2 separate regions of the Homo sapiens genome follow, and region 1 is linked to region 2. The links are chromatin loops, found by intact Hi-C in ENCODE. Cell type or tissue: heart right ventricle. All regions are shown on one strand. Links, peaks and the distances in the headings refer to the core of each region. The heading gives the core; the rest is flanking DNA. Region 1 overlaps GAP43 (growth associated protein 43). Region 2 has its middle 110 kb from the start of GAP43.

Region 1 (12,283 bases), core at 1,787-9,786, 160 kb before region 2:
ATCTGACAGGGTGCCCATGTTTTATAAACAGCATTTATGGACTTCCACAACCAAAATTTTCATTCTTTGTGAGTTGTGTATAAATTTAGGAAGTGGTTGAAACCACATTTCAAATCAAAGCCGCTCACGAGGCACCCTGCCAAATAAGTGTAAATATCCTTGGAAAATCTCACATCTAACACACAGCTTGGTAGAAGTGGACCTATCTTTTGGAAAGCTGAAAAATAGATGGTTACCTTGGGTCTTAGGGAAAATATTGTTCTGGGAAACATAAATAATTTTTTAAATTCAGAAATATGAGCTGGGTATTTCATTTTCTTATACACAATTATCATTCTAGAAATTCTAAATTTTGCATCTATTCTTTTCGTTAATAATTTGAGTATCAGGACATACATTATATGCAACGTTTTTATAGTAAGCAGCAGACTGCATCTTAGCCCCTGAAGCACTGCCTCATTCATATTTTGTCCAAAGTGCATTGGCATAGGGAAGTGCCCTGTACCTAACTGCAGAATTTAATTGAGATTATGAATATGATTGTTTTCAATGTCATTCCCTGAATTTCATACTACCCCCATACCAAGTAAGAATTCATTAAGGTCAAAAGAGTACATCTTGTTTTTGTTTTGGTTTGGTTTACTTTTTCTGAGACAGGGTCTCACTCTGTCACCCAGGCTGGAGTACAATGGCACACAATAATGGCTCACTGCAGCCTTGACCTCCCGGGCTCAGGTGATCTTCCTGCCTCAACCTCCAGAGTGGCTGGGACCTCAGGCACACACCACCACACTCTGCTAATTATTTATTATTTGTAGAGATGGGGTCTCCTTCTGTTGCCCAGGCTGGTCTCAAACTCCTGGACTCAAGTCCTCCTGCCTCGGTCTCCCAAAGTGCTGGGATTACAGGCATGAGCCACCGCACCTGGACAAAAAATCATATCTTATTCATCTTTGTGACTCCAATACCTAGCACAGAAGAAAGTTAATATAAAGGGAAGGGAAAAAGAAAGGAAGAATAGAAAAGAAGGAGACAGAATGGGAAGGAAGGAGGGAGGAAGGAAGGATAAAAAAGAGGAGGAAGAGAAGCAGGGAGACACTAAGTTAATTTTTCTATTCAGGGAATGGCAATAGGAAACTCCTCCCTCTTTTCTTGATCATTACTGATGGCATCAATTTGCAAGATGTACTGAGACCATGAAAATAAAATGCAGCCAAGATCAACATACAGAACATTTAAAGTCACTCAGAGCTACACTTCCAACTAGCATCAGTCAAAGACCCTGTGGCAGCCACCCAATCAATATCACTGATTGATAGCCCTCTGGATAGGTTACCTTGGTTGTACCACATCACTGAATATGACCACAGCAGAGTCCTCTACTGGGGAAAATCAATAGGCTACCATGGAGAAGAGGAGACGTAAGAGAGAATTCCTTCATTGAGAGCCAATGAGCACAGTGACACTGCTCAGCAGGAGACCCCAAGGATATAATCACTAAAGGGGGCTTCAAAGTTCTCTACTCATGACTGAATGGGGCAGTGTCCCACAGATGTTTTGAACACTCCTCTTCCTCTAAAGGAATCATTGTCAGAGGTGCGCTGAAATGTTTTGGTCCCAGGCACGTAAAAAGCTGGGCAGGCAGCGTGGCAAACTAGGGAGAGGTGGACATACTTGGAGAATTTAAAACAATGACAATAACCAACCAACTTCAAAGATCAAAATACAAATGACATCCCCCCATAACAAACAGGTTGGTAGTAAATAGTAAAAGAAGTAAAATAAATAACATTTATAGTTCCCCCAACATTTCCATAGGTATTAAAGTAATAATCATATCTAAAATTTTTAAGCCTGATATTCACAGAAATTATTTTCTTAGATTTTCTCTTTGTACCTATTTTTCCCCTTAACCCTGTTGCACCCTCTTAGATTGTCTGTCCACGCCCCTCCAGGCAGCTGTAGAATCCTAAAGCAACCCATGGTAGCCACCCATTTCCGAACAGTACAGCCCAGTGGAAGATGCTGCTACTTTAACCCAGGTTAAAATGAAATACAGTGGAAGGCAGAGGAAATGCAGTACAGGGCACCTGGGAATTTGGACCTGATATGATGTGATAGATCTCCTTGTCACCTCTACCTTCTGTGATCCCATGAGATTCATCACAGCGGAGTAATTTGTGCTTGTCACATAAGAGCAGGCAAGGCTACTAGATACCTCAACCCAGAAAGAAACGACAGGCAGCATTTCTGAATCTAACCAAGAGGACAGTACCTACCCAACTCTAAGAAACACTGTAAATTGCCCTTTGTGATTACCTTCAAGTTGAACTTCACCTATTGTTTCAATCACCTTTGAATGCCCATGATAAAGTCTGATTAATTAAGATATTTTTCTGTCAGAATCTGTAACATTTAAGGCAGAGAAGAGTGCTGTTTGCTTTCACTGACCAGACACATTTTTAATCAAATAAATGAATAGAATAAGCAAATATGCAAGAGAAATATATAAATGAGTGAACAAATTATTATCTATAATTTAAATTTCATCAATTTATATTCAATATTTGACATTTGTTGACAACTTACTACATAAAATATTTCATTAATTCATTTGCAGTTAGTTATCATAACCTGAAACATAATAAAACTTAATTTCTTTTAAAATATATTATATATTAGACTTCCTACTGATTCAAAAAATCCTTCTATCAACCCAAATCATAAGCATATACCTAAAATCACATCATTTCTCTGTTTCCCACAACTTTAGAAATCCCAGTTAAAAAATATGGTCTGTGCCATGTCAGATATGTTCTGTATTTAAAAGCATGATTAATTTCTAAGATGTATGAAAATGACACATTAAGTAACTTGTGGATATGCAAAGTGATTTCCAGACATCATACCTGAGGCTCAAACCTTAAATCTAAAGAAAAGTAGTTAAGTTTTGCTTTGCTGAGTAAATTAAAACCCACACCCCACTTTTTATCACATGCCTTACCTTTTCCAGGGAAAAATTCCCATCTTCTAAACCTCAATGTCTGGCCCCTGGGACAGTTGTGTGTTAGAATAAAGATTCAAAATGAAAAGAAGCATACGATTTATCCAGAGCTGGAATATGCCAATAACAATGTTAATTAATATAATCTGGCATCATATTCATAGAATTTTAGGGATACGATGAAAGAAGTAGACCTAAAATATCTAGAATAGTCACCTACCATATTGTAGTATCTGATTTTGGGGAAATGTATATCAAGGTAAAAGTCCAGTCATTACTTTCTCAATCTGATGGTCAGATGCCAAAACATTCCTCAGACCACTCTCATGGAGTAGGTTTTCTCCCAAGGAGCACACGGTGGTTCAGTCCGTATTTGGACCCTTGGATGACAAACATCATTGGTTAAACCGAGGCGCTTCTAAAGGAGTAAACCCAATCTTTTAAATGGACACAGAAGAAACTTTATCTTTGAGGATCTTTGGGGCTGGAAAGTATTTATCGGTCATATTAGACTAGAGAAAGATCATGGAAACTGTTGGCCTCCTTTACCACTGTGGATGTGTTGGGGTGAGGGAAGGATCTAGTCTCCAGGGACGAAACTCTGTTGAATTTATCTTGCTCTGGGAATATTCTATTCCAATTCTGCACAATTGAGCAGTAATAGTGAAAACCCTCCAACTTTCAAGTTACAGCTCCAAAATGAAGAGAATCCAGTACCTTTTTGTAATCATAGGAACCCTCAATTATTTATGCATATTGTAGAAAGTCGTGTCTTCAATAATAAAATGATTATTTATGTTTGACTTCACAACATATTCTGTATTTGGGGTTTTTCTTTTGTTTTTGGCAACATCGACAGACTTATTTTCCTAATTATGTTTGACCCCAATTAATGTTACAATTAACATTCTCTGAGCATACCCACATATACACACACTACTCACCAACCGATGGTGGAGAGAATGCCCAGAAACATAATGTGAGATAGGGAAGGGTGGTCTGAGATTATACTTTTGCTGCCAACAATTCACACACTATATAATCTGGATCAAGAAGAGGATGGCTGTATTTATACCAGGCATTTTCTAGAGCCAAATAATCACATTAGCTAATTCCCATCCATAAAATATATGTAGCCTCAGTAATTACTTATTAAACTAAGTCTATCAGCACACAGAATACTTTTTTAAAGCAGATTTATCTAGTTTGACTGCATATATCAATCCAATTAAGGTAATTGCCAGATCTTTCTAGTACTGGCTGCTACATAGACCTGCCTGAGTCCTCTCTGGTAGTCCTCTCTGGAGATATTTGGGAATGTAACCTTAGCTCTTAGTCCTGCCACTTTGGGAAATTAAGCACAGCTTCCCTTGATTTCTGGAAAACATCTTCTAGACTTTTTCCTCTCCCTCAATGACCCAGGTGGCCTGGTCTTCCGAATAGCAACTCCCTTCCCCATCCACCCATTGCATCTGACCCTCGCGGTTGCTCACCTATGTTCTCTTCAGCTTGGCTGCTCTCCCCAGTCTCCGTTGGAGGCTGGGCTGTTGCCTTGGCAGCAGCATCCTCTGCGGCAGGGGTGGTGGCAGCAGCAGCAGTGACAGCAGCAGGCACATCGGCTTGTTTAGGCTCCTCCTTGGCTGGGGCATCTTCAGCCTTGGAGGACGGCGAGTTATCAGTGGAAGCTTTAGTGGCACTTTCTGTCTCAGCTGAGCCGGCCTTCTCCTCTGAGGATGCAGGAGCCTGGGGGGCTGCCTGCTCTGTGGCAGCATCACCCTCCCCCTTCTTCTCCTCGGAAGGAGTTTCTCCTGCTTTGCCGGGCTCATCAGGCTTGGAGCCAGTGGCTGGGGCTGCTTCGGCAGTAGTGGTGCCTTCTCCCTTCTTCTCCACCCCATCGGCAACAGGGGCTTCATCCTTCTTATTAGCTTCAGCCTCAGCAGCTTGGACATCATCCTTCTTCTCTCCTTTGAGCTTTTTCCTTGTTATGTGTCCACGGAAGCTAGCCTGAATTTTGGTTGCGGCCTTATGAGCTTTATCTTCTGGTTTGATACCATCTTGTTCAATCTTTTGGTCGTCATCATTTTTTTCAACCTTTGTCGAGAAAAGAAGGGAAAAGAGAGGGCTTCAATGACATTCTTCTCCTTTAAATCTCAGCATTCAACAAGTATTTATTAAGTGATTTATTTTGTGCCAGGCACTGTTTTTGGAGTTAAGAATTCAACAGTACCCTGGAAGTTCAAATCAAACCTCATCTTTCTCCCACAGTATTGTATGGGAAAAGTAATGTCTTTCGGACCTTCCAGAATCACTGGCCATTTTTTTTTTTTTTTTTTTTTTTTTTTTTTGAGATAGAGTCTCAGTCTGTCACCCAGGCTGGAGTACAATGGCGTGGTCTCAGCTCACGGCAACCTCCGCCTCCCAGGTTCAAGCAATTCTCCTGCCTTGACCTCCCAAATAGCTGGGATTACAGGCATGTGCCACTACACTCGACTAAGTTTTGTATTTTGTAGAGACGGGGTTTCATCATGTTGTTCAGGCTGGTCTCAAACTCCTGACCTCAGTGATCCGCCCACCTCCACCTCCCAAAGTGCTGGAATTACAGGCGTGAGCCACCGCATCTGGCCACTGGCATTATTTTCTACGTATTTTCTTTCCCCGGCTCAATGTTGCTCCATGTCAAACTTAAACCAGCCTTTTTTTTAGAAGTACTTTGACAACTCAAATCACATTTACAAGCTGGGTGCAGTGGTTCACACTTGTAATTCAAGCACCTTGAGAAGTGAAGGCAGGAGGCACTTGAGCATAGGAGTTCGAGACCATCCCTGGCAACATAGTGAGACCCCATCTCTACAGAAAATTTTAAAATTAGATGGGTGTAGTGGCATGCACCAGTGGTCCTGGCTACTCAGGAGGCTGAGGAAGGAGGCTTACTTGAGCCTGCGAGGTCGAGGCTGCAGTGAGCTGTTGTTGTGTCACTGCACTTCAGCCTTGGTAACAGATTGAGACCCTGTCTCAAAAAAGCAAGCAAACCAGAAACAAAAGCAAAAAATAAATCACATTCACCCCAGGTTTTTATTAAAGAGCTCTGAAAGATAGAGGGTTTACAGGGTTTTTGAGAAGGACTTTGTATAAAACTTAATGGTTTAAAAAAATATTTTGCAAAAGTCTACTTTCCCCCAAGTTTTAAGCCTGATAAGGAAATTAATAAATTCAAGACAAAGAGTATAGTCAAAGTTTAAACCATAAATCCCATCAGGATTTTATGCAAAATGTAAATGAGTTCCAGGTCTTTAAGGGATTTGTTCAGAATGTGACAACTTAACAATGCTGGTCACAAAATAATGTCTAACTTTCTCTTGCGTGTGGTCCAACATTAGCAATAAACTTACCAAACCTTCAAAATCTGAATTAAAAAAGACCACTATTCCTGAATTTTAAAAAATGATGGGAAACACTGTTTCTCCTTTTGAAAAAGCAACTTATATTAACTAAGTCACAATTCTTTATTCCCAAAGCAATTGGGAACCTAAAATGTGTTCGTATTATCATCAATAGAGCCATCTTAGTACTAAAGACAAGAGACTAGCATATAGAATGTTACCTTTTGATGGCAACATTTGTAGCCTAATATATGCTGCAAATGACTATTTTCCACATGAAAATTAATTCAGAGGATAGGAACAGCAGGTATGGTCATAGAAAGAATTGTGTAGGCAACTACATAAAATTTTATCCAGTTCCATTGTTTACCATGGTGCCCCAACATGGCTACTGATAGTCTCCATTCTTAGATTTCTTTAACTTGAGCATTGAACTTTTGTTCACTTTTGTGAACACTGTTCTAGCAGAAATAACAGCAAAGAACAACACAGCAACTTTCCCTCAAAAGACCACTAATAAAAGAGTGTTTACCATGTAACATGTTCGGCGCCTCTTCTCAATCTTGGATTGGCCTTGACCTTTGCTCCAGTTTAGGAGGTAAGCTAATACAGAACTACTCAGGACAAGTTTTCCACCTGTCAAACCAGCTCTGCCCCAGTGACCCAGCTCCTGCTAATCATGATGTGGGGCTGTTAGACATTCTTTGGACAAGCGTACAGACCTATTGCTGCATAGGACCATCAACATACCAGTGGATACACAAAAGTATTTTTGAAAATGAGCTACATGTACAAGTAAAAGCAGGTCTGATAATTTTCTCAGTCAAATTCAAGTCAACTTTTCCTTTTTCCTTAGTTAACCATGCATGTATATACACACAAAGATTAAAGGAGTAAATGAAAAGCACTTTGGAGAGGCCCATCCTTCTCCCTCCTCCACTGCTCAGTTCTCTGATGTACTATCACCTTCTCGCTAACCTGCTGCTCTTGATGACTCCTACTGGGATGAGCACAGCCCAATGTGAGACACAGGAGCAGCTGTCCCTGCCAGGAGTTCTCTGCTCAGAGATGGAAGCATAACCCTGTAAAATTAACAGTTGTGAATGGAGCATGGAGCCAAGATGTTGATAATTTATTTTACTCTACCTTGAGTTTTCTGAATGAAGCACCATCTTATATATTAGGACACCTGCACTTGGGCATTGATGCCAACTGGTTCTTTAATACAAATACTGCTGTTTGTGAAAGTAGACAAGTCAATTGTTTCAGAAGGAGCAGGTGTCCACAAAAGACTCTCTAGTGACTCAAGAAAGCTAACATTTTAGAGCTCTGTCTTTTCTTTATGAACATAAGGAGTAGGGGGATGAAACTCCTGAAAAGCTGGAAATCACAAAGAGAAGGAAGCTGAGAGTCTACATGATATAAACAAAGAAACTACAAGGATAAAGAAAGGGCTCTCAATTTTCTCTCCCTCCTCTTTCTCTTTCTCTCTCTCTCAATTTCTTAAAGCATCTGCAACTTCAATTTTCTAAAAAATCAGAATTTAAGCTTCTGAACACAGCATCTATGTTAGAATGACTTTTTAGAAAGGCTAAGACTAGACTAGGGTGCCAAGATTGTGAGACAAACCTCACTTAAACAACCCAGAAGTATAAGAAATTCAAGGGAAGCAGGAGTGAGCAGAAACGGGGAGAACCATGAAAAACAAGAGTTAGGAGAGAGAGGTGAAGACAGTCTTATAAGAGCCAGGTACCCAAATAAGTGACTATACCCAAAAAGATGCTCAAAGTACTCCACACGCATGTAGCTCATCCTGGAGAAACTGCTGGACTTCATCATTAGAGATTTAGGAAAACTAAATTTTAGAGATTAGTTGGGAAAAAAAAGACAATTAATAGAAGTTTTTCCAGATAGCAGTAAAGAAACAGACGCAGGGAAATGAAAGGAAAGGAAAGGAGAGGAGAGGAGAGGAGAGGAGAGGAGAGGAGAGGGATGTGGGAAGGAGATGAAGAAATGAAAGAGGAGAGGGGAGGAAAGGGAAGGAAATAAACCAGGCTAAGAAGAGGTCAGACTTCAGTGATTGAATAGAGACATCCATAAATAAAAATATTTTAAGTTAATACTGGGTTTGAAGCTAGACACCACTGGATTTTGTTTGTGTGTCTTTCTTTTGTATTTCTAATGATTCTATTAATATTCCTTAAACTGCAGGTTATTTCTTGGTAAAATTCTTTTCACAGTACAGTATAAAAGTAAGTGGACTGGGAGTGTATTTTGTTGTGTATTTTGTTAAGACAAGGAGAAAAAGAACATTTCCCAAAACTGGCTATGTGGAGTAACCCCAGGTTCTGAGAACGCTTTGACCCTTTCCCCACTAGAAATAGAAGCGCTTACTTAAGATGAAGGACATTCAAGCCCAGAGAAACCAGACTACTCAGCACATTCAGCAAAATACTTTCACTTTCCAAAAGGGACAGCCCTGGCCCTGAAAAGTTAAGTGACTTGCCTAAATTCATACAGCGAGTGAGGGAGGCAGTGGCCCAGCTTGTATTTGACCTCAACTCTTCTCCCCTCCCACCTACTTCCAAGTCCAATTTTATTGCATGGCTGACCTGGAATAGCTTGGACTTACTTGTAGTAGATAATCCATAAGGCTTCACATCAGCATTCTCGTTGATTTATTCACTTAAAAATACTCAGTGCCTATGTTAAGCACTATACAAATGCTACTGAACGGAAGGATACTGTGTCTACCCACATAGAATCCTTTTGAAAATACACTTAAACCACATCATAGTGCTTTAACAATAAATAACTTCCCAGGAATTTGCAGTAGACACCTGATCTTACACTCTTCTTTTCAAGTAAGGACAACACTCTAAAACTGTGAGTTAAGATGAAATGTCCAGAAAAGGAATCCTGCTATCTAATGGCTAAAAAGTCAGCTCATAAATGTCACTAAAGATAGATTTAGTTTTTAAACTAAGTCTTGCCACAAATAAGCTTTGTAATGAACTCTAATGTTTCTGAGGGAATTTCAAAGTTATTTCATTTTTACACAGAATTGTTGATATCTGCGAATTAAGTAAAGAGGACATTCCAGTGCAGTACATTATAGGTAGGAAGGGTGTCATTACGAGTTACCATAAGTTTTTCAGGAATCTTTATTGTTATGGCTTAATATTTTTTACTGACTGATTTGTTTGAGAGCTCTGCAATTTATGAAGTCTTAAAGGAAACCAAGGTGTAGGACATCCCTACTTTTTAAACAAACATTAAAATCTCAGATGAATATTGGTTGGAAAAAATGAAGAGTACCATTACACTAACTTGTTGACACTAATGAAACTTCTAAATCCATTAGATGAATGAACAATGATTTTAATTGATATTTAAGAATTACAGATAAGAAAGCCAGAAATAAGAAGTAATTACTTAAGTATCCAACATTGTTGCTCTGGTCTTCTTTTCCTTTGGGGAAAGGAGGAATGGACAACTTAAGATTTATTCTAAAATGTCCAAACATTTGCATTCAATATGTTACAAAAGAGCTCTAGGCAAAAATCCATGAATGGCTAACTTTCAGAACTAAAAATAACATCATCCATTCATCTGGGATACCTCAATGCATTTCACTTTTCCCAGTTATCATAGGAATGCCTCAACCTTCCAAGCAAATTAAAACTTGGCCCTATATCTACTTCTGCTAGCTATAAATAGTACCATTATAATACTTAAATTTTTAAAAAATAGTATTGAATTTTAAATGCATTACAAATCATTGATGTACACATATTCTTCTTTCTGAGAACATCTTTAGTAAACCAAAATATAGTTCATTTGATCAAGCAAAGTTATTTTTGAGAACAAACTTGAAAGGCCGGAGATATCCTAAGCAATGTTTTTTTAAATATGTTGTAGTTTTCATGCCTATCAGAATCTTCTACAGCCTGTAAAGGAACCAGAATAAAGTGTTGATAAATATAAATAAAATCTGGGAAGTACCTACTTATGGCCCACTTTATTTTTTATTAATAATTTATTGAGGTGAAAGTCACATAACAAAATTTCACTCTATTTTTAAGCATCATTGATACCATGGCAATTGACTTTAGGGAAAATGTGCAAGTATTAAAGTAGTTCACAGTGGAGCTTCTGTACTTTCTTTAAACCTAGACAAAGATCAAAAATACAGTAAAATACCCCTTAGGGAGGAGAGAGAAGACAGTGGGCCAGCCTCCTCCAGTTCTATAGATGGAATGTCACTGCCGGTTTCGGTGCAGGTGTAAGGAAGAAAGTGTCCTTTAAAAAGATGAAATGTCCAACAATGATAGACTGGATTAAGAAAATGTGGCACATATACACCATGGAATACTATGCAGCCATAAAAAATGATGAGTTCATGTCCTTTGTAGGGACATGGATGAAATTGGAAACCATCATTCTCAGTAAACTATTGCAAGAACAAAAAACCAAACACCGCATATTCTCACTCATAGGTGGGAATTGAACAATGAGATCACATGGACACAGGAAGGGGAATATCACACTCTGGGGACTGTGGTGGGGTCGGGGGAGGGGGGAGGGATAGCATTGGGAGATATACCTAATGCTAGATGACACGTTAGTGGGTGCAGCGCACCAGCATGGCACATGTATACATATGTAACTAACCTGCACAATGTGCACATGTACCCTAAAACTTAGAGTATAATAAAAAAAAAAATTAAAAAAAAAATTAAAAAAAAAAAATAAAAATAAAAAGATGAATAAGCACAGTGGGCATACACCGGATCCCCCAACATGCAGTCTGGTTTGAAGACCTCATACCTAGGGTATGAGGGGAATGGGGAGCAGAGTGCGCAGAGAAGCAATGAAACTGTATAAGAAAACAAAATATCTCATATTGGAAACTGCAGTAGTAATGTTAACTTTTCAGATAAGAGCTGGTGATCAAAAGATGGGTCTTCAGTCCACTTTAATGTATTATTTATTCAACATGTACAGCCCACCTGCTTCCAAAATAATATGAGGTGGTATCTTCAACATAGTATAAAGCATTATCAGAGTAGAACTCAGTTTCCAGTCTGAAAAGTTGTTTTCTTTTATTTTGTATATCTATAACCCTATTATGTCCCACAAAGACATAGAAGAGGTAAATAATGTATTGCAACTGATGCCTTCAAACAGAAAAAAAGTCAGCCTTTGAGAAGTACCTTGTCTATTTTACTTAGAGCTGAATGCCAGTTTCTAGAATGGTGCCTGGCACAAAGTAGATGCTCAATTAATATTTATTGGATGAATCCAAAATCTGAGCATCTCCATTAGTGCTATTTCAGAAAGATGATGACAGGTGAAGAAATCTGGATTCGATTTTGTCAATTTTTGTTAAAATCCTTCACTTCTCAGTGGTGGAATTCAAGAGCATCTAACTACAACAGGTATATGATTCCCCAATTATAGAAATTAGTAAGCAGAGGTTTAACAAGAAAAGAAATAGCAAAGCTATAGAAACGCCATTGATCATAATAATAAACAAGCACTTGAAAATAATAATACATCTAAGATAAAGACAACTGATTTATATTTATCTATTGACTCGTTAGAGTCATATCAATAAAATTATTTTTCTGTGTGTGTGTGTGTGTGTGTGTACTTTTTCTTTCTTTTTTTTTTTTTAGACAGGGTCACTCTCTGTCACCCAGGCTGGAGCGCAGTGGCACTATCTCAGATGACTGCTGCAGCCTTGACCTCCCAAGCTCAAGCAATCCTTCCACTTCAGTCTCTCAAATAGCTGGGGCTACAGCTATGTGCCACCATGCCCAGCTAATTTTTATATTTTTTGTAGAGATGGACAACATTTCACCATATTACCCAGGCTGGTCTCAAACTCCTGGAC
Region 2 (12,283 bases), core at 1,909-9,908:
TTCCAAGAAAAATCAGACAGATGCCCTGCCTGCACCATCTAAGCTATAGCCGGTCCTGGGAGAATCTAAAGGCCCAGAGTGCATGAGTTGGTTCTCAAGAGGTAGAGCTGAAAGCATAACTCTGAGCTATTCCACTGCCAATGGGCTTTCAGGCAAGCAGAGTTGATCCAAAAGGAATTTCTGCCAAGAGCAGCTGTCACAGTAGCAGAGAGGAGCCACTGAGAGGTCACCCAGGAGAGAATGGCTGATGTCATTTTACAGTAGAGATACCCATCCTCTTTTTTAACATAGCTAAGTAGAGAAAACAAGAGATAATTGATCAACTGCAATTCTCCCAGAAAAAAAAATAATGGCAGTTTCCTGCTGAATAAGTTAGTGACGCAAGGGAAAGGAAGGGAGATCATGTTTTAAACAGTTTCTTTGCATCTCAATTCATATTCCAATATCTTTAGTGGATGGCAAGAGGTAGGCAGAGGCTACAAATACCTAAGACAGAGATTGCTAAATGTTCACCAAATTGTCATTTTCTTTTTGATCTTGGTCCATAGACAGACTACATTTCTTAGCCTTCCTTGCATTTGTTCTCACAAACAGTATGAATGGAAGGGATATGTGCCACTTCCAGAACCAAGGTATTTTAAGAAGAAAATGAACTACTTCTATCCTCTTTTTCCCACTTGTATTCAGCCATGGAAGATGGCAAATCCCTAAAGGATGGCAGAGCCACAGTATAGAAGAAGCCTGGGTCTCTGAATCACCACATGGAGAAAGCCATTTGCTGACAAGGGGTAACAATCTTGAACTTTTGGGTGAACAAGAAGTATGCTTTCATTGCATGAAGCGACTACACAATTTAGATGTGCTAGTTACAACAGACAAGGTCATCTTAACTAATATATACCCCAAAATACACCCCCTAGACTTATGACAATAGATGATTGAGCAAAGTTTAATGAGACAAAACCCTTGGTGAGGAAGACCTATGATCTCATTTGACAAGATCATACATGATATGAAAGAGGATTATCATCAACAAGAGTCATTTTCTAAAGTTATATTCCCTCTTCACACAAGTACTTTGGAGACTCATTGCTAGTATCATCAGGGCTCTGGGAGTAAGAGCAATGAAGGAAACATTCAAGGTAAGATAAGAACATATAACAGGGATGTGATTACATTGCCAACGCATAATTGCTCCAGGATGAGCTGGAAAACCAAGTTTCTAAGTCTACAAACCCGAGAATAAGACCCCAGGGTTTAAATGGAAAGCAAAACATGGAGAACTTCAGTATAGTCAAGCTAAATTCTGCCTCTAGCCTTTTAATCATATCAGATGTTCACAAAGAAGAGGATGTTATATCAGAAAAAAGTCATGGCTAACTGCTGGTCAACTTCCAGTCTATTGATATAAATTAGGTAGGGAACCAACTTCTTTAAATATTCAAAAACAATCTACCTGTAAAACCTAAAAACTATTTTATTTTAGGGTTTTGGAGCATGGAGTAAAGGGCTGGCCTTTCAGGAACTGGTAAAATCATAACAAAATTATTGTAATGGTAATATCATTTAAGGGGTTGTTTCCAATTTGGGATTCTGATCACCATAATAAATTCTCAAAAGTCGAATGGAGATGAGGGCTGATGAGCTATTTTCAAAATCTCAAAATGCACTAATAAAATCCATATATCTATCTATAGGAGATTGTGTAGCACTCACTATTTGAAATACTTGTGTTCTTTGATTCGACAGGAAATATATTGTCTAGCATGGCAACAATGCTGGTTATCTTACATCGATCAGAGAATCCGAACAACCATTTTAGATGTCTTAAAATATACTAGAAAAACATTAATTGTTATTTAACTAATGTTAGATCAAACCTTTTAAAATATGGGACCATTATTTTTAAAACAACAATAAAAGACTTTTTGCAGAGAAAAAGGATAACCAGAGTCAAAGTCAGGTTAGAATTGAGTCATTCAGCTGCCATTTTATTTTATTTTTTTATTTTTTATTTTTTCAAGACAGAGTCTCACTCTGTTGCCCAGGCTGGAGTGCAGTGGCATGATCTCGGCTCAATGCATCCTCCCCTTCCTGGGTTCAAGCCATCCTTCTGCCTCAGCCTCCCAAGTAGCTGGGATTGTAAGCATGTGCCATCATACCTGGCTAATTTTTGTATTTTTAGTAGAGACAGGGTTTCACCACATTGCCCAGGCTAGTGTCGAACTCCCGAGCTCAACTGATCCACCCGCCTCAGCCTCCCAAAATGCTGGAGTTACAGGTGTGAGCCACCGCACCTGGCTTAGCTGCCACTTTAGATTCAAATAAAATATATAAATGTCCTCAGCATAGACTACCTTAAATACTGTATTCTATTCATCTTTGAAATGGAAGTAATAGCTTCCTCAACACCTGTCTTTTTTAAGAGCATTCTTGGGAGATTGGTAAGAAAGCCTATAGAAAAGTAGATAGTGGGAAGGAAGGAGGAACAGTGGTAGAGAGAAAGAGAACTCTGTGTGTGTGTGTGTGTGTGTGTGTGTGTGTGTGTGTGTGTGTGTGTGTATAGTTGTGTAATAGCAAAAGAGAAACAGACTGTCATGGGTATGTGCCTTTCCCACTGTGGAAATAAATGAAGACCACCCAGACCACCCAAATGAGAACAAGCAGAGGCCCTTCATTCAGAGCTTGCTACATAACAAGAGATTCAGCCACCATCACTGGTGTTTGGCAGAGACTCAATGGCAGGCAGAGGAGTAAGAAAACTTTATAATGAGAAAAAGGGAAGGTTACAAGTATGCTCTGATTTGAGCCTATTGGCATGGGAAGCTGGATGCAGCCTAACTAGAAGTGGGATGTTCTATGTGATTGGTTTGGGGAGCATATTTGGCTTTCTCTTCTTGGTCCTGAGTTGGAAGTGGTGGGAGTTGGTTGTGGGGAGGGCAAGGGAGGCAAAAATTAGGGAAGCTGGTGGTCATTCACTGCTTCCTGCCTGTTCTGGGTTGTTTGCTGCAGAGGTTGTGGTTTGGCTTCCTGCACACTGGTTGCTGCAGAGGTTGTAGATCAGGGTTCTATTGTCATATGTGATCTGGCCATTGTTTATTTGTATATGGCCTCTCACCTCTCCTCCACATTATCTCTCACACAAATGTACTAAAACCCAGTTTTAGGCCAGAGGTTGTATTTTTTCTTCACCTTCCACTACTTACTGTTTCTACCTCCTCCCTATTTCTTGCCACCAGTGTTTGACATGCAATCCCCCCAGCCTGGCTAGTCGGGTACCTTCATCTGACTATGTAAACACAATCCTCACATCATGGGCAGCTTACGCTTCATTTCTGTCATTAAGTTTCCTTGGGCAACATTTGCTTCAAGAAATTTTACTTTTCTTTAAACTCCTGCTTCATTTAGAATTTGTGCCACATCATTAAGCACTTGATTATAACATGTTTTTAACTGATTTTCATTAATTTGTATATGTTAATCTTATCTTCCCAACAAAATGATAAATTTGAAGCCTAGTATTACAGCATATGCTTTCTCTTATATTTCACAATAGTTTGCAGGGCTAAGTTCATGAAGTAAATGCTCAGTAGATAGTTGCTAATTGAATATTTTCTATACATAGTATTCAATTGAAGGGATAAAATAGAACTGACTCATAATTGTATCCACCACCATTCTGGGTAGTGATTTTACCTCTATTCATCCCAATTTTCTTTTTTAAAAATTGTATTTATTATTTTTTTAGATGGAGTCCTGCTCTGTCACCCAGGCTGGAGTGCAGTAGCATGATATCAGCTGACTGTAACCTCCGCCTCCTCGGTTGAAGTGATTCTCCTGCCTCGGCCTCACGAGTAGCTGAGATTACAGGTACCCACCACCACTCCTGGCTAATTTTTTTTTTTTTAGTTTTTTTAGTAGACATGGGTGTTTCACCCTGTTGGCCATGATGGTCTGGAACTCCTAATCTTAGGTGATCCACCCGCCTTGGCCTCCCAAAGTGTTGGGATTACAGGCTGAGCCACTGCACCCAGCCCTAATTTTCTTGAAATTGGAAGATTTTGCACATTAAAATTTCAGAACCCAAAAGGGTTTCTTTCACACCCAGTGAAAAGGAGGAAGGATTCCAGTGATTCTTTTTCAAATTTTAAACCCTGTATAGCAACAGCAAACCTTCTGAACATTCATGAGATGTATATTGGGTTTTCCAACAGAAAGAACATGGGGTCCTAGGGGTCAGAAGAAAATATGAAGGGTCAAATGGCTCCCTGAACATCCCTGGGAGCATCAGAGCAGTGGTGGAAGAAATGGGAATTCAGATGAAGAGCTATATAAACTGGACAGTTTCCTAATAAGAATTCACATGTTTTCTGAGAGGGCTTCACATAAATTAAGAATAGCAACTGGAATAGAATCAAAGAGAAGTTGTGAATATCTTTTCATCCAAAACCAAAACAAAGATATATATGGCACATATCTTAGTGTGTGAACAATCCAGTTATGTGTCTACATACGGGAGACTATTCATTGATGCAGCTTTATCTAGATGGGAGAGAACTAGTGATGTACTGGAGCAACTCATACCAGCCCATAGAAGCTAATTGTTCAGTTTTCAAAAGTTTTGCTAATTGTTAAAGCATTGGCAGCTTGAAATCAGCCATGTTGAGAATACTTACACCAGGAAAATTAGCAAACTCTACAACACAGTGCTTTTCATTTCAAAGCACACTAATGGCAGAAGAGTGGGATTACCTATCTCTCCTTCCATAGAGCACCATCAGGGAAGAGGGGGTGATGACCTGTCAAATTCTGTATCTTCCAATTTTCATAAAGAGTTCTTTAGAGTCAGAAGTATATGATATTAGAGTTGTATAAGACTTTAGAGGAACTAAAGTCCAGAAACAAGAAGTACCTTGCCCAAGGTATGTATCTTACCTGATCACATAGGAAGTCTGAAGAAACACCCAGATTTTCTTACCCTCACCCATTACTTTCAGGAAATGTAGTGTCTGATTATTCACAATGCTATACTCTCTTCCCTCCTTCCCCTCACATCAAGGAAAGCTCCTGCTGTTAAGGCCAGATCACTCTCTTTTGTCAGAGCCCAGCTCATAAAATGCTATTAAGTAAATTACTGATGACCTAATTCCCAGCTGCAGGACACATTCCATTAGAGGCAGGCTGCCTGCCAAGAAGTGTCAGCGATGACTGGATGGCAGGAGTGATTGAAACCATCCTGCCAGGGATGGCTGGGCCTCTGAGAGTGCAGTTCATGGTAGGGAGGAGGTGCTCCTATTCCCCAACATGAGTCCTGTGTCTTTTTCTGGGAACTGAATTCATCAGCCTCAAAAAGAACTTTCTCAAACTAACAAGGGTCACCACTGCAGAAACAACTGGAGGTAATACCTCCTCTATTACAGATGTCTAGAATAACAAGCAAATTTAACCACTATCATCTACGGCACAAACTTGCAAAAGCTGTCCACACCATTTTTTCTTTCTTGCTTGCTTTAATTGTCAGGCTGCCCATTCCTCCCACTTCTGTTCTATTTTCTTAAAGCACAACGAGTTCCTAGTTGACAGTATGGTGGAGAAGAGTAGAAACAGCATGGTCTATTTATTTTATTTTTAATTCACCTAGTATTCACAAATAAGAAACGGGTATTTGTAGAAAAAATATATCATATATAAAAAGTAGATAAGTCCCAGGCAGGCCATTTTTTAGCTGATATTTACTTATTGCAGATTCATACAAGGGTTAAATTAGATAAAACACTTTGCGTGCTGCTAATAAACAATATAAATGTAAAAATACAATTCTGTTAGACGTTAAAGTACAAATGGAATAGTATTTACATTTCAAAGGAACTTTGGGTTCAGTCAGCCTTTATAGGTATAAGAAATGATGTAACAGAACTATCACTGGACTAGCAGTAAGGAAACCTGGGCTCCAACCTTGCCTTTATCACAGTCTCTAAATGACTGTGATATTAGAAAAGTCACTCATTTCCTCCTGGCTCTTGCTTTCTCATCTGTGAAATGAAAAGGTTTCCATTTCAAATTAAAATGAGAGTAAACCAGAGGATCAATATGGTTTGGAACTGGGTCTGCACCCAAATCTCATGTCAAATTACAGTTCTCAGTGTTGCAGGTGGGGCCTTGTGGGAAGTGACTGGATCATGGGAGGGGATTTCCCCCTTGGTACTGTGTTGTGATAGTGAGTGTGTTCTCGTGAGATCTGGTTGTTTGAAAGTGTGTAGCACCTCCCCCCGACCTTGCTGTCTTCCTCCTTCTCCAGCCATATTAATAGGCTCACTCCCCCTTTGCCTTCCACCATGATTGTAAGCTTCCTGAGGCCTCCTCAGAAGCAGAAGCTGCTATGCTTCCCGTACAGCCTGTGGAACTCTGAGCCAATTAAACCTCTTCTCTTTATAAATCACCCAGTCTTAAGTATTTCTTTATAGCAGCATATCCATATGCTGATAGTGATATGGATAATGAAGTCCAGGCTAAGGAGGTCTCAGATGGAAATGAGAAACTTATTGGGAACTGGAGTAAAGATCACTTTTGATGTGCTTTAGCAAATAGCCTGGTTGCATTTTCCCCTTGCCCTAGGGATCTGTGGAACTTTGCACTTGAGAGTGATGATTTAGGGTATGTGGCAGAAGAAATTTCTAAGCAGCAAAGTGTTCGAGATGTGACCTGGCTAACAACCGATGCTTATATGTGTGAGCTAATAAGTGACCTAAAGTTGAAACTTACATTAAAAGGGAAGCAGAGCATAAAAGTTCAGAAAATTTGGAGCCTAGCCATGTGGTAGAAAAGAAAAGCCCATTTTCAGGGGAGGAATTTCCAGCAAGTTGCAGAAATTTGCATAAGTAAAATGGAACCAAGAACTAATAGCTAAGACTATGGGAAAAAGGCCACAAAGACATTTCGGAGACCTTCACAGCAGCCCCTCCTATAACATGCTCAGAGGCCTGGGAAGGAAGAATGGTTTCATAGGCCAGGCCCAGGGCCCTGTTGGCCTAGAAAGCCTCAGGATACTGCTCCCTGAATCCTAGCCACTCCAGCTCCAGCCATGGCTAAAAGGGGCCCAGGTATAGCTCAAGCTGCTGCTTCAGAGGGTGCAAGCCATAAGCCTTGGTGGCTTCCACGTGGTGTTAAGCCTGCAGGTGCTCAGAATGCAAGAGTTGAGGCTTTGGAGCCTCCACCTATATTTCAGAGGATGTATGGAAAAGTCTGGATGTCCAGGCAGAAACCTGCTGCAGTGGCAGAGTCCTCACAGAGAACCTCTGCTAGGTCAATACAGAGGGAAAATGTGGGAGTTGGAGCCCCCACACAGAGTCCCCACTACTGGAACTGTAAGACCCCAGACCCAGAATGGTAAATCCACCAGCAGCTTGCACCCTGAGCTTAGAAAAGCTGCACGCACTCAACAACAGCCCATGAGAGCAACTGCAGGGGCTGATCCCTGTAAAGCCACAGGGGTGGAGCTGTCCAAGGCCTTGGGAGCCCACCCCTTATACCAGTGTGTGCTGGATTTGGGATATGGAGTCAAGGAACATTATTTTGGAGCTTTAAAGTTTAATGACTGCCCTGCTGGGTTTCAGACTTGCATGGGGCCTGTAGTCCCCTTCTTCTGGCTCCCTTTTGGAGTGGGAGTATTCACCCAATGCCTACAACCACATTTTATCTTAGGAGTAACTAACTTGTTTTTGATTTTACATGCTCATAGGCGGAAGTGCCTAGCCTTGTCTCAGATGAGACTCTGAGCTGTGGACTTTTGACTTAACACTGGAAAGAGTTAAGATTTTGGGAGACTGTTGGGAAGGCATGATTGGATTTTGCACTGTGAGAAGGACATGAGATTTGGGAGGGGCCTGGGGCAGAATGATATAATTCAGATCTGTGTCCCCACCCAAATCTCACCCTAAGTTCCAACTTTAGATCATTTCTTAGCTCACACATATGAGCATAGGCTATTAGCCATGTCATATCTTGAACACTCTGCTGCTTAGAATTTCTTCTGCCACATACCCTAAATCATCACTCTCAAGGGCAAAGTTTCACAGATCCCTAGAGTAGGGGCACAATGCAGCCAGGCTCTTTGCTAAAGCATAGCAAAAGTGATCTCTACTCCAGTTCCCAATAAGTTCCTCATTTCCATATGAGACCTCCTCAGCCTGTACTTCATTGTCCATATCACTATCAGCATTTGGGTCACAACTATCAACAAGTCTCTAGGAAATTACAAATGTGGAGCTGTAATCCCCAATGTCAGAGGTAGAGCCTGGTGGGAGATAATTGGCTCATGGGAGCAGATTTCTGCCTTGGTACGTGTTGCCATAGTGAGAGAGTTCTCCTGAGATCTGGTTGTTTAAAAATGTGTGGCACCTGCCCCACCTCTCTTGCTTCCTTCTGCTCTGGTTGGGTGAAGTGCCTCACTCTCCCTTTGCCTTAAGTCATGATTGTAAGCTTCCTGAGGCCTATCCAGAAACAGAAGCTGCTATACCTCCTGTACAGCCTGTGGAACCATGAACCAATTAAACTTCTTTTCCTTATAAATTACCCAGTCTCAGGTATTTCTTTACAGCTGTGTGAGAATGGACTAATACAAGGATCCTAACCTCTTCAAGGGCTTAAGACGTCCTGTTCTATATCTTTTTTTCCCCTTAATGTCTTGTTTCACTACTTGTTTTTCCCCCTCCATCTTTTCTACTATTTATGACTCAATTTCTTTTTTATGTGTTTATTTTATCCCTTCTGTCTCTTCTTTAAGCTATTAGTGATGTCAAGTGGTCACTCCTCAAATTACTAAACTCATTTCTAGGAATTGCCATGCCATATTGACTATCATTACAAAAATGTACCATGCAAATACATTTGACTGTGTTCAGATGACTGAGGTGTCCACATGTCTATGGGTGTTTATTTGAAGTAAAGAAGCTAGAGGATTATATTCAGTTATCCAGAAACTTGGCAGAATGGCATTAAAGAAAGTAAATTAGGAGTCCAAAGATTCTGCAGTGAACCATGTGAGAAGAATGAAACAATAAAAATAAAATAATTTGACTCTTGGCTTTCTGCCCTTTTTCATTAAAAATTGCTAATATTCTGCTTCATTGCCAAAACTCTGGGAAGATGTTTTTTATTATACCTATATTCCTCAGCCAACTGAGAGTAGGGCCTTGAAAACAAGCCCTTCGTAACTAATATCTCAATGACACAGAAACTATGACTAGTTTGAGCACATGTGGCTTCTTTTTCCTGTCCTTTCTAGAAATAATTGCCCTCCTTTAATTTCATTTCTGCCTGATATCTTCCATCCAAAGGCCAAGACTTAGCCTTTGGCTTCTGTGTCCTTTAATGTATTCCTGAATATCTCCTAATTTTCTAATGAAAACTTGATAGTTCATGACCGAGCAACACGCACTAAGTTCAGACCATAAGTGTTACATATTTCAAAAATTTCTCCAACATTTGTGATGGAGCTGCCAATCATCTCTTAATTCCTATGTGCCATGACTCTGAAAATGAGCCCCAAATGGCACAAATACCTTCTTTATTTCAGCCCTGTCTCAACTACAAAATAATCTCAATGCCCTTCATATGCCTATGGTTCTCACTCAGCCTAAACCCAAATACATTTTAAAGCGTTCTTTCTCACAATTCTACCTTCTGGGTTTATTTTTAAATGAAACCATTAAAGCTTGAACCTCTAATATCAAAATAAAATGGGTTAGGCAAGTGGTAAAAATGGAATAGAAGCCAAGCCAGAGTTTCCTATAAGTTGCAGCAATAGCAATACGTCATCAGAGAGGGAAAAAATAGGAAAATTAGCTTGCTCTGTCACTTGACAATTTTACAGAACTGGAATTTTATATGGAATAGGCATTTGGGTTAAACTTTTTCTATTCTACCCCTGCAGAACTTTTCCCTGCGCTTCTCTCCTCTGCATCTATTATAAAAGTCTAGACCTCAGAGGCAACTAATATAAACTGCTTTCCCCTCCTCCTTGTATCTAATTAATTTCACCTTCCTTGGAGTTCCCATGGTATATATTACCTGCTGCCAGGCACCATGAGTCATTTGTGAACATATCCGCCTCCCCAGCCAGAATGTATGCACCTTGAAGGCAAAGAACATCTCACTCATTTTGCATACACTTGGCTCGAAGTAGTCCTCTGAAAGTGTTTATTAAATTGAATTGCTTTCACTTTGTAAGATTAGCAGGCACTTTGATTAATGGCTTTTTCTTTTTTTCAAAGACTTCCTTTTTTGGTGCAAACTCCACGTGACCCGCAGTTATCTAGGGCAGTAAGTAATGTTCAAGTGATTATAGCAGAAAGCTAAGATTCCACCAGCGCTCTGGGAGTTGCAGGGGAGATCAGCAGAATCACATGCTTAATATTTTAAAGAAGTGGCATGGTCCTTTCATGGAGGTTTCTGCCATCGATCCCTTCCAAGGATTCAGTCACTCAGCCACATTTAACATTCACTAGGTCAGACCTTTATTCAAGCTGACGTCATCTGAACCCTCGTGCAATTCAATCATAGCATACATTCTGCCCAACCTCCTCCTACTCCTCCCCCAGCCTCTTGCTAGGGTGTCAGCCAATAAACAGCAGTTAATCCAGACCCCAGAACTTTTCGAATCCGTCTTTCCAGAGCTTCTATTTAGTTATGCTGCAGGGGAAAGGGTCGAGAGTGAAAGATAGAGGCGTGGCCCCTCCCATAGCAGCAATGAATCTTTAAGACTTGAGTCTCTGGGCAAAGAGAGAACTCTCCCTTTCTTCTTGGAAATGAAATCGAGCAGCACTATCAGCCAGGGGCCAGCCACATGAAAAGGGATTCCTAGTTGCCTGTCCCTTACTCCCGGATGTCAGAAAGAAGTCGGATATTTCTCACGCAAGAAATAAACACCCCTCTGCCCGCTGCTGCTTCCTCTGATTTCTCCGCGAGCATGAGATGACTGAGTAACGCAGCTGGATTTTTCTAGTCCCCAGAGTTCAACACCCGCCCGCTCACCTCTACCATCCTCTCTTCTGTTCCCTTCCTCTTTTACTTCCCCTTCCCCCACTTTCCCTCATTTAAATACAAACGCTTAGGTTTCCCTGCGCTCCGGAGCCGCCATTGACATCAAGCAGGGTCTCCATAGAAACCAGGAGGCGCGCAGCGGGCTTCTGCAGCCCCAGCCCAGGATTCCCAGGCAGAGGTGTGGCTCGGTCCAGAGGAGCTGCGGGGAGACCTTCTCCTTATTAATATGAACCTGGGGAGGAGGAGAGAGCGTTTAGGCAGAGAGGGCACGCGACGAGGTAGAAACAGAAGGGGCTAAGGGAACAGATTATCTATTAAAAATGTTTGGTTTTAGCCTAGGAACATTCAGAGGAGAAGTAGTCCAAGACACCCCAGGGTCAGGGTCTTCCTCCTCTCAATTTTTCATGTACTCAACAGATCTCAGCTTAATGTGGAGATTATTTGGGGGAGCCAGTTTCCAGTGTTTAGTTGCAACGAAGCAGCTGCCACGCCCTGGACTGCATGCAGCAAAACATTCTTCCTGAAAGCACTTAAAACGGGCAAGAGAACCACACCTTTGCACTCGTCTTTTTTTCCTAGCCATTTTACATGTTACCTCATTTTATCCTCACGAAGGTGGCGTTATGAACCCCATTTCATAGACAAGGATGCGCATGAGACGGTGGTTTATAGTTATTCTGTCCATAGCCTTACACCTAATGTCTTGAAGAAAACTCTGCACCTCCAGAGTAAGAGAGTCTTTATTTTCCCTTCTCATCCTCATTCTTCTTTGGCGGTCACTCCTCTGACCTTCTCCCATCTTTCTCCTCTCAAGCATGGTCATAAAAAAATTCTTCTGAAAGTACATCATAAGGCCCCATTCCAGAAGAGGGGTCTTGCCCTATTCCTGGAAGCAAAGAAGAATTTGAATAAACAGGACTTGCTGAATTCCCCCCATTTTATTACCACTAGAACATAGGTTTTTGTTCTCCAATCACACTTCTGTATGGCTGTCCATAAAAATACCCAGTTTTCCCTGGGGTCTTTGGGTCTTCATTTATGATGCCTGCCATGCCACATAAAACTTTGGTTAAATAAATTTGTTATGCTTTTCTCTTGTTAATCTGTCTTCGTTATAGGAGTGTCAGCTGTGACCCTTTGATGGGTAGAGAAAAGATATTACTTGCTGTCCCTTACAGTTTTTTTGCTTCACATATTAAAGATTCTTGTACTAGTTTCCTGTTGGTGCTATAGTAAATTATCA

The links. Peaks named below come from ENCODE experiments on the same cell type or tissue, not always from the same donor. Only the 100,000 strongest peaks of a DNase experiment are listed, where the experiment ranks them.
Region 1: it touches region 2 in a loop (2.5-fold over the local background); 2 of 110 quality-filtered maps call a loop at or near these places.

What each region holds. Positions count from the first base shown.
Region 1 is chr3:115,668,825-115,681,107 of GRCh38, reverse strand. It overlaps GAP43 (growth associated protein 43), which reads right to left. Exons shown (of 3, transcript NM_002045.4): 2 at 4,498-5,095. Among named protein-coding and RNA genes, the nearest start is that of GAP43, 51 kb to the right of the region's middle. In heart right ventricle, for the core only: no CTCF peak of the experiment used is centred there; no DNase peak of the experiment used is centred there; H3K27ac peaks cover 1,067 bases.
Region 2 is chr3:115,511,552-115,523,834 of GRCh38, reverse strand. No RefSeq gene overlaps it. Among named protein-coding and RNA genes, the nearest start is that of GAP43, 110 kb to the left of the region's middle. RefSeq lists an enhancer at 4,814-5,367. In heart right ventricle, for the core only: no CTCF peak of the experiment used is centred there; a DNase peak (open chromatin) is centred at 5,194; H3K4me3 peaks cover 316 bases; H3K27ac peaks cover 2,290 bases.